Linked DNA regions of Mus musculus: region 1 is linked to region 2. Evidence: chromatin loops called from intact Hi-C (ENCODE). Cell type or tissue: left cerebral cortex. All regions are shown on one strand.

Evidence for each region. A loop is a pair of places that touch in the nucleus more often than their neighbours do. Peaks named below come from ENCODE experiments on the same cell type or tissue, not always from the same donor. Only the 100,000 strongest peaks of a DNase experiment are listed, where the experiment ranks them.
Region 1: a loop joins it to region 2, with 2.5 times the contacts of the local background. A loop is called at or near these places in 1 of 42 quality-filtered maps.

Annotation. Positions count from the first base shown.
Region 1 is chr13:52,911,927-52,916,926 of GRCm38, reverse strand. All of the region lies in intron 3 of Auh (AU RNA binding protein/enoyl-coenzyme A hydratase), which reads left to right. Among named protein-coding and RNA genes, the nearest start is that of Auh, 15 kb to the left of the region's middle. In left cerebral cortex, no CTCF peak of the experiment used is centred here; DNase peaks (open chromatin) are centred at 259 and 2,128.
Region 2 is chr13:53,093,855-53,098,854 of GRCm38, reverse strand. No RefSeq gene overlaps it. Among named protein-coding and RNA genes, the nearest start is that of Gm52058, 73 kb to the left of the region's middle. In left cerebral cortex, CTCF peaks have their summits at 2,005 (motif pointing right) and 3,458 (motif pointing right); DNase peaks (open chromatin) are centred at 2,019 and 3,379.

The sequences.
Region 1 (5,000 bases), 180 kb after region 2:
GTTTGTACTATAGACAGTTTGGGGGGCAGTTTGTTTATTGTCCTAATCCACAGCCTTTCTCCAAAGGGCATCTTTTTCATAAATGTATTTGAGATAGGCCAGAAGCTCTGCTAGTGTTTGTGTGAAATACAGTTCTGTGTCATAAAGGAAACTCAATTAAGAGGGTACGTAAGCTAATCACAGCCTGTAATGTAAAGTCTTAATTTCGGCCAGGCTGTGGTTGTTAGTTATGCAACACTTTGTGTTCTGGAGTACTGGAGGCGGCAGAGCCTCACAGCTCGGCTCCCATCTGCAAATCCTTGGGGGGTTCTCTGTGCCCCAGAGGCACTGTCTTCCCTCCATGTTCCCCAAAGGTTGTCTTTGTACATCCGTGTTCTACTGATAGCTTGTTCATTTCTGATAACTTGAAGCCTCTGGGGTGGGCTTGCCTCAGGTCTCTGGAGCAGGGGAAGCTGTCTTTGAAAAATCCTGTTTTGTGGTCTCAGAACACAAATCGCAATGGGACTCAGCGTGTGTATTTGCCCCAGCTGGACAGTGCATTCGTTCATAGTGTGTTCTTAGGGGCTGTTGGCTTGGATGACTCTGAGCATCTCAGACCATGCTCCTGTTTACCGACAGTGTTTCTAGCTGTAGTCATCTGTTTATTTTCCCTTCCTTTTCTCCTAAAATATCATGAAAACAGGCAGTTACTACCTGGGTCAGGAAAAGGATTCATTCCTACATAGCATTGGAGCTTAGACCGGGAGGCCTGACTTCCCATTTAAATCTCACGGTAGAATTGAAACTCTATTTTACTTACATTTTAAATCAAAATGTAAACAATAGATTCTGGATCAAAATATTGGAAAAAGTGTACAAAGAGAAGGCTTTCCTCACCCTACATTCCTCTAATAAAGACACTTTATCACGTCTAATTACTAAATACTATTGTATCACTCTACCAAGCACACAGACGTGCAAGAGGATTGACGCGTCAATTAGAATGTTAAGTGGGCACTTAGGGTGAAGGCGGCGCTGAGACGTGGGGTGCTAGCAGCAGAGAGGGGGTGCACGTTGATGTCCCTCCTAGCATCACTCCAGCCCTGTGGACTGTTTACAAGTCAGACCTTGGGTTGGGCATACAGTTTATCCTGAAACTTCTGAAATGGTGATCTCCTTTGCAGAAGCTAACTGGATAGTGCATAGGGTGCCTAAGTGTACTTTCTGAAGTGATAGCTATGGTGGTGACTCAGCTCCTGGGTTAGTCTAAAACCACTGAAGGAAAAGGCTAAGACCAAAACACGGACTTACAGAGTCCGTTATGTAGAGGCCTGTGCGGCGAAGTGCTCCTGTGCTGCAGATGCAGCCCAGGCCCTTTCCCATGTTCAGCAGGGGCCGTACCCCATGTACCCCAGTGTTGTAATGTCAAACCCTCAGGCTTTTGTTTTGTTTTGTTTTTTAACCTTGACTTTTATCCTAAGATCTCAAAGGAGCAACCTCCCTTTCCCCACCCCCACCCCCCAACTGTGTGCTTATTGCCTCAGTGGCTTTGCAGACCAGGATGCATAGTGCGTGGTTCCTTGTAGGTTAAAGCTTCTGGACTCACGGTTGGCCCCTTTGGAATATTGCAGGGGACATTGTGTGCGTGCGTGTGTGTGTGTGTGTGTGTGTGTGTGTGTGTGTGTGTGTATGTGTGGGGGGCGTTATCAGCCCTACATAGCTTTGTCCCCTATGCTTGATAGGAATTGTGTATTTGATTTAAGGTTCACCTCTTTACATATGTATTCGTCCTCTAAAATCTGTTATTTCCCGATGCTTAGGATCTGTTTAGTTTTAGTAATGTCACCTTCGATGGAATGATGGAAAAGCCCTTTAGGTCAGGCTGCTCGGCGTGTAGAAGCTGCCAGCAGCTGGTCCCTGTGGTCAGCTGTTATCTTTGCGTCTCTGTTCTAACACCACGCAGTAAATACGTGGTGGTGTTTTTACCGTAACGTTCTAAAATGAAAACTTAACCAAGCCTCGCTTTTGCCTCATTGCAGTTTCTGGACAAATGACACCCAGTTCTTAGCAGCCGTTGCTCTGCGCAGAGTCTAAATTGAGTGTTTCACTGAATTATGCCAGTGTGGGTTTTTTCCCCCAAAAAGTAAAGGTCGTTTCGCTTCTGCTTTTGAATTCTAGTAAATTGTGTTATGACTAAGGCCTCCTCACTAAAACCGTCAGCACGCGTTGTTAAATGGTGTGTGTTCAGATGTCATGACGGGAATTGAGTGTGGGAGCCTCTGACTAATGAAGAAATCTATTTAAGAGATTGCTTCAGAGCCTCGGGGTTTCGCTCTGATGTGTTATACAAGTCAGTTCTGTAGGAGTGAAGGGGCACAGGGCTATTTTGCTCTTTTGTGTTGCATGCATTGGTTTACATAAAACACTGCTAACTATTTCATTGAGGATATGAACTACTTGGAATGACATTTACCACTTTTAAGTGCATAATTGATGTTTTAACAGATGTTTAAGCCTTGGTATACAGACTGTCCATTTGTATAAATCTTTTTTTTTTCTTACAGTGAAGAACCCTTAAAACCAAAAAAAAAAAAAAAAAAAAAAAAAAAAAGGCTACTTTGTCTCCTCAGACAAAGGTGTTTGGAACCTTGCAGGATAGATTGTAGGTCTTTTGTGTCTGGCCTGTTTGATCTACCATAATGCTTTGCTGTTTGGCCGTGAATTTCCGTGGTTCCATTTTCCTGTGGAGCTGCTGGTTTTCTGCTGAGCACGTGATAGTTTGGTTTTGTGCGGACCACACTTGCATCAGCACCGTTCAGTCACTGTAAGGAAACAACTGAGGTGATGGACTCTGACCGAGGAAAGGCTAATTCATCTGGGTTCAGAGGTGTGGAGGCTCCAGTTCTATGTTTGGTGGCCCCTTGGTCAGGACTATGGTGGCTAAGTGCATCAGGGCTGGGATGACTTGGGACATCTTAGAGGGAAGGTTCACCCTGAAACTATGGTGGTTTCTGAGACGTTCACAGACAAGTCTTTGTGGGCGTGTGTTTTTATTCTCTTGGGTGGGTGAGTGCTCAGGAGTGGAGTTACTAGGTCTTCTACAACCGAGCCAGCCACACACAAGTTCTTAGTTAGATGCCGCAAGACCTCCAAACTAAGAGGCCAAGAGAGAGAATGTGTGTTTGTGTGTGTGTCTATGTGTGCATAGAGAGTGTGAGTGTGTTTATGTGTGCATGAGAGTGTATGTGTGTTTATGTATGCATAGAGAGTGTGTGTGTTTACATGTGTATGAGAGTGTGTGTGTGTGTGTATGAGAGTATGTGTGTTTATGTGTGCATGAGAGAATGTGGGGGTGTGGGGGTGAGAGAGAGAGTGAGTGCGTGAGAGAGAGCGAGAGCGAGAGAGCACAGAGAGAGGAGTGTGCCCTGGTGCTGTGATGCATCCTGCCGCTCATGGCATTATGACTCTAGTCTGCATTTCTCTAATGAGTCTAAACGTCTTGTCCTGTGCCCGTTTGTCACAGTGTCTATGTAGATATATTGTCTCCATTTATGTCCTGCCCTGTTCCAGCCCCCCACCCCCCACTGCCACCTCTTCCCCCTTTCATTCATGGTCTCCTCCTGTCCCGCTTTCTTTGCCTGTTCTCATTCACCCTCTCAGGCATGGTTTCTCTGTGTAGCTCAGGCTAACCTTGAACTTGTGATTCCCTTGCCTCAGCTTCTCAGAGTGCTTGGATTGTAGGTGTGTGTCACCATCCTTGGCTTCCATATTTTTATTGAGTGTCCCCTTACTGAGTAGAGGTCCCTGTCTCTGTTTGAAACAGTGCTCTGCTCTTCTCTGGCATGCTCTGCCACTCAGCCACGTAACTGTTCTTTTTTTGTTGCAGTTTCTTTTCAGCTGAAGGCTGACATCCAGCTTTGTTTCCAATTTGCACCTTTTTGGTGGCCGCTCCAGAGTCACAGCTCACAGAAGCCAGAAGTGACTCCTGACTCCCGGTGCTCTCCTCAGATCTGGGCCTAGGGTGGATCCGCAGTTAAGTTGTGTGTATCTAGTGACGTAGGGTTGAATTGTTAGGGGACAATAAAACACACACAGTCTCTGCTTCGGTTCCCAGTGTGGCGCTCATGAGCACATGGACGCCGTGCCTCACGTTTGCCTGAGAGGTGACCTCCATAGGTCTCTGAATGGATTAGAGGGCCTGACTGGTACCCTAGTCTGCATCTCATAGCAAGTGGATAGGGGCCAGAGGCTGAGTTTAACCATTAAACTATTAAAGGGCCCTCAAGAGATTTCTTCCCTTGGGGCCCAGACATGCTGTCAGGGTAGTGATGGATCTGTGTGTGTCCGTCCCCCCTCCCCCTCTGTGGCCTCTGCTGGCACGTTTCTGAGGCTTGCCTCCACAGTGGTAGAACTGCACATTGCCTGAGTTCCTTGAGTTGTTTTTAGTGAGTGAGTTTGGGCAGGGCTTTGAGGGAAACCCCACATTTATATCATGGTTGGTCAGAAGTATGAATTGTTCTTAGGATTTGTCTTATGATTGACTTTTTTGTTTGTTTGTGTTTTTTTTTTTTTTTTTTTTTTGAGACAGGGTTTCTCTGTGTAGTCCTGACTGTCCTGGAACTCACTCTGTAGACCAGGCTGGCCTCAAACTCAGAAATCCGCCTGCCTCTGCCTCCCAAGTGCTGGGATTAAAGGTGTGCGCCAATTGATTTTTGAGGGGAGGACAGTCTCTGCTAGACAGCCTGTGTGACTTCAGGAGCTCCCCCTGACAGAGTTCAATTGAGTTTTTGGATACTGGCCTGGCCAGCGAGCTAGAGAACTGGTGTGGGTCCCTCTGAGACAGCCGTGCTGACAGTCCACGTGATAGATAGGGTGTAGAGCCCACGGAAGGGCAGGCCTGTGAGGGGCAATCTTGTTTGGTTAAATTGAGGTGTGAAGGCCCACCCTAAAGGAGCGGTCAGCGCCAGCCATCATTCTCTGCTTCCAGCTGTCCGAAGCTTCCCCCAGGACTTCCCTGCCTT
Region 2 (5,000 bases):
GAGGAGCCCAGTGTCTGCTCTATGCCCTGACCCCAAAGTTCTGGGGTTATAGATATACGCCATCTCATCAAGCTTCTATGTGGGTACTGGGGATCTAACATGGTGCTTGTAGACACTGTAACCCATGGAGACGTCATCCTTAGCCCTGCTCCTGGATCCTACCTAGCAATCCCATCCACCCGGCAGATCTCACTCCCAGGAGGAGGATGCACCTGTCCACCTGAGTGATCCCAGTGGTGTCTATTGTCCAAGCTCCTGTATGTCCCTCAAGTGCAGAACTCCCATTTGCTATCCAAATAGAGGCAGGGATGCTGAGACTAGGAGTGGCCAATTGCTAGAGGGGTTTAGGCAAGGGGTGGCCAGCTAAGGGTCCTTCTGAGCTCAATCCATTAGCTGGATGGAAAAATAATTGAACTTCCTGGAAGGCCCACTCAGACAGCGAAAGGAGCCATGCTTTAAGAGTTTAGAGTTTATGGGGCAGGATGGAGAAGCAGACCTTCTCTATACTAAAATATACTTAAACACACACATATATTTGTATAAACACATATATTATAGCAAACTATAATTACTGCTAAAACTTACATATGTTCATATACATATTTTCACGTATTCAGTAAGAAGATAAATTCCCTCCTAGCCATATTCATCACCATGACTTTTTAAAGGGTCATTTTCTGTAGTGGAAAAGGGTGACAGAAACGAGGTGAGGGACACAAATACAGCCCCAGAGTAAAAGCAGCAGAGATCATGAAGGTCCCTGGTGGATAGCAAGAGGGACAGATTGACAGGGAAGAGAGAGGCACCAGCCAGAGAGAGAACAAAGAACAAAAAAGGACCGACTTTATTGGAACAGGCAACTCCCATCAAAGGAATTGCAAGGACCGCGCCCACCCCATCCTCCCCGCCCTCCCCCCCCAGGTGGAAGGCCACCTGAAGACTCTGGGCCAGACTTTTAATAGGCTCCCCAGTCTTCTGGTCTCTTCCCTGGGAGGACTTGCTGTGGGGCTGATCCTCCTTTGGATAGTTCCCTCCCTCAGCTGCCCAGCTGGCTGTTAGCAGTTTGCAAGCCGATGTAACAGTTGTATCTAGGACAGGGGTCTGAAGTATCAGTAGATGATGAACAGGTCCAGGTCTGCAGAAGATTTCCAGCAAGGGTCTCAGTGCCAGAGCTGTAACGATGGCCCCCGTCAAGGGCCAAGGGTTCTGGAACTCAGGACCTGCACAGGGGCTGCCGTGTTCCAGGGCACCACTCGATGCTATTCCTGCCTGCCTGCTGCTGCTCACTGGGGTCAGATGCTGGGGGCTGGGAAGGTCGGCAGACAAAGTTTAAAAGATCTGCTTTTTTACCTAATTTTTGTTCACATGGAAGAGAAGAACCCTTGGCCAGCTAGCTACTGCTGAAGTGACCATCCTGGGTACTTTCTCAGCAATGGGAAACGAGCTAATGCGCTCAGGCGCTGAGGTAAACATTGTATGAATGCCTCTTTCTCAGCCATTAAAACAGCTGCTGTAGATGAGTGGTGTTGCTCTCCTGACAAGCAGAGGAGCCATACTTTAAGAGATTATTTTGGTTTTGGTTTTGGCTTTTCGAGACAGGGCTTCTCTGTGTAGCCCTGGCTGTCCTGGAACCCACTATGTAGATAAGGCTGGCCTCAAACTCAGAAATCCACCTGCCTCTGCCTCCTAAGTGCTGGGATTAAAGGTGTGCACCACCACTGCCAGGCCATGCTTTAAGAGTTTAGAGTTTATGGGGCGGAATGGAGATGCAAACCCTCTCTGCATAAAACAAGTTAAACAAATATATTTCTTTGCATAAACACCTATATTTACAAACTATATATTATTTATAAAACCTACATAGGTACATATGCATATTTACATGTATTTAGTAAGAGGACAAACTCCCTCCTAGCCATACTGATCTCTTCTCTTTAAAGGGTCATTTTCTGCATGTCCATGGTGTTCCGGGCTTCTCCAGTCCCCTGCGAGTACGTGTGTGAGCAGCAGGTGGCGCTAGAGTCCTCGCCACTGTCCGGTTGTATTTACTTTATGTCCAGTGAGTGTCCTTATCTGTTCTCAGGATCCACCCAGGTGGGTTCATTGAGCCAGACTCCCCATCTGTGGATTTGGAATGAAGAAAAGTGCCGAAAAAGAAACTAAAGGCTGACCAGCAATTTCCAAGCCTGATACAGGTGTGTGAAGGTCAACAGACAAGGTCCACCACAGGGACGGAATGTGTGCCCCTAACCGTACAAGACTGACTTTGCCTCCTGAATGCTAAGCATCCTCGTGCGGGAGGGAACATTGGACCGCTCGCAAGAGGCAGAAACAGGGCCCAGAGAGCAAAGCCTCTTCTAAAGAAACAGGAAGACAGTACCACGGAGTACACAGTATTCCCTGCAGTGCTAGTCACAGTACAATGAGGATGTGAAACTCTCCAGGTCAACAGAGGGTCTCCTGGGAGGGACAAAGGACAATAAGGAGGGTATGTACAATGTACAGTATTTATATGAACAGGCTAGCTAAGTTAAAACAAAACAAAACAAACAAACAAAAAACCAAGCAGCCAGCAGTGTAGAGGCTACCTCCACTAGAGTCGCAGGCTAGCCCCAGAGCCCAGGGGAAGCCCCGAAAGAACAGAGAACAGGAGTCTCTGTGGGAATTCTCTGTTGCTAATACTTCTCTCCCTTTTGTCATCCACAAAAGCAAAATAAACAAAAGCAGGGGCCCTGCTCTGGCATGGCATGTTGTGACCTGAGGAGTCTCAGGTGTGGATGGCCCTGCCTATGGTCAGGTCTCCTCCTGTGGAGGTTTGGAGGTGGGGTGGTGCTAGATAGGGGTGGGTAATGACCTACCGCTGAGAGTGTGTGGGAATGGAGCCCCCAGAAGGTGTCCCTTCTGTTACTTATGTCTGTCACCTTAAAGAGCCGCCAGCAGAAAACATCCATTGAAACGACGTGATGCTCTGAGACCTAAAAATACCCCCAATGCTCATGTGTCTTGTATCCCCCCACTGCAGCAGTGTCCAGAGGTGAACACCAAGGTGACAGAGTCGAGGGCTCCGATCTCATGCATAGATTAATTTACTGATGGAGTCGGAGCTTAACGAGATTATGAAGAGATGTTTCAAACTCAGGAGGTACACCACAGTGGGAGGCTGCAGGCTACTGAGGCCATACCCTTAGAAGAGATAGTTTGTTCCCACCTTGTTTACTTCCTGGTGAGCAGCTATGTCCTACCACACACTCCCAACGTGCTGGTCGGACTCACTATGGCCTTTGCAAATGACTGAGCCAGCCATGACAGAAGCCTCGGAAACCATGAGGCAAAATAAGCTGTCCCTCTTCTAAGTTGGTTCGCCTCGGGGATTTGTCACGGCAACGGAAAGGACTTAACACGAACCAGATGCGATCCAACACGGAAGTGAACAGGATTCGAGCTGCTGGATTTCACATAGAGGCCAGCAGAGGGAGATTTTAAACTCTCCTTCCTACCTGTAGGATTCTGTAGCAAGTGGGGGAAACCCAAAGCTGAAGGGGCGACAGATCTCTTTCCTAATCATCTGACCCAGGAAACCTGAGCTTCTAGGATGTCTAATGATGATGTACCTTACACACGTGCGCGCGCGAACACACACACACACAACTGGCATCACTGAACCTAAATTAGTCATTTGTAGGAAATTAAGAAATACCAAAGGGACCAACAGAGTCTCTTTTTCATTAAATCCACGTGCTTGCCAGAGGTGAACAGAGGTCAAAACAGACGACTGAAGGAGACAAACACTGCAAACTGAATTACGTTGATTCCGATGGTAACAAGAGTCACAAGTTGTCATTTGTATGATGAAGAAATAAACATCAAGGCGTAATTTTATGACTGGCTTGTTAGGCATGAAGTTAGTGGCCTCTGACTATGGAATCTTTGTCAAGTATTCGGGGCTGCTATCTTTCCTTTCAATTTGCAATGACTCTCAAGTGAGACCATAGGTATTTATAACTCAGTTACCACACCGTCTAAATGACGCTGATACTGTTAAGCCCCAGTTAGCTAAAAGACTTACCCTGGATGCAGTCTGTCTCTGATGACTTCTAACCATGACTTTTCTAGAGACAGTGCCTGGCGTTCCTTTCTCTTGGGGACCCTCAAGATGCTTTGTCTCACTCTACACACCTACCCCTTTAGCACGCTGAAGGGAGAGCTTTTTACCAGTCCATATGTAGAAAGCATTTACTGAATTGATGTTGATGGATTAAAATTTAAGATGTGCTTTCTGATGTAACCCTTGGGCTATGTGGACCGAATTCAGTTTCTGTTACACAGGATCTTCCTGGCCTCATTAGACTTGAGTAGGAGGCGTGGGTGGTTTTGTTTTTGTTTTTTATTTCCAGGAGCAGGTAGAGACTTACATGTCATAGTTTAATTATTTACCAATTTACCTTTTTATAACTTAAAAATTGTTTTTGGAGGCAGGATCTCCTATGTTCCAGGCTGGCTTTGAACTCGCTCTGTAGCCAAAGATGACCTTCAATCTCTGAGCCACCTGCCTCTACGTCCCAAGTGATGGCACTATAGGTGTGCACCAGCATGTCCTATTCATGCAGCGCTGGGCATCAGAGCCAGGGCTTGGTGCACACTAGACGACCAATCTACCAACTGCACTCAATCCTCACCATCACCCCATGGAATTCAGCTAACTAGGTCCACCAGTAAGTGTCCATACATACAGTGTCCTCTTCTAGAGGACGGACACTGTCTCTGGCCATGTGAACTATGAGGGTACCTTGGCCTCTGACCAGTCAGCTCCCTTCAGGTTTCTAATAAGGATAACAGGAATGGACCCGGGAGTGTTTACAAGTTATTACCAATGAAAAGAAGTGGACTTGGGCATTGTTATGCTAGGCCATGCAACCGGTGCATGGGAAATGAAGTGTGAGCTAACACCCAGACCAGGCTGCCTTGCTGTTCCTGTGATGGACCACACCATGTGGGTGAGT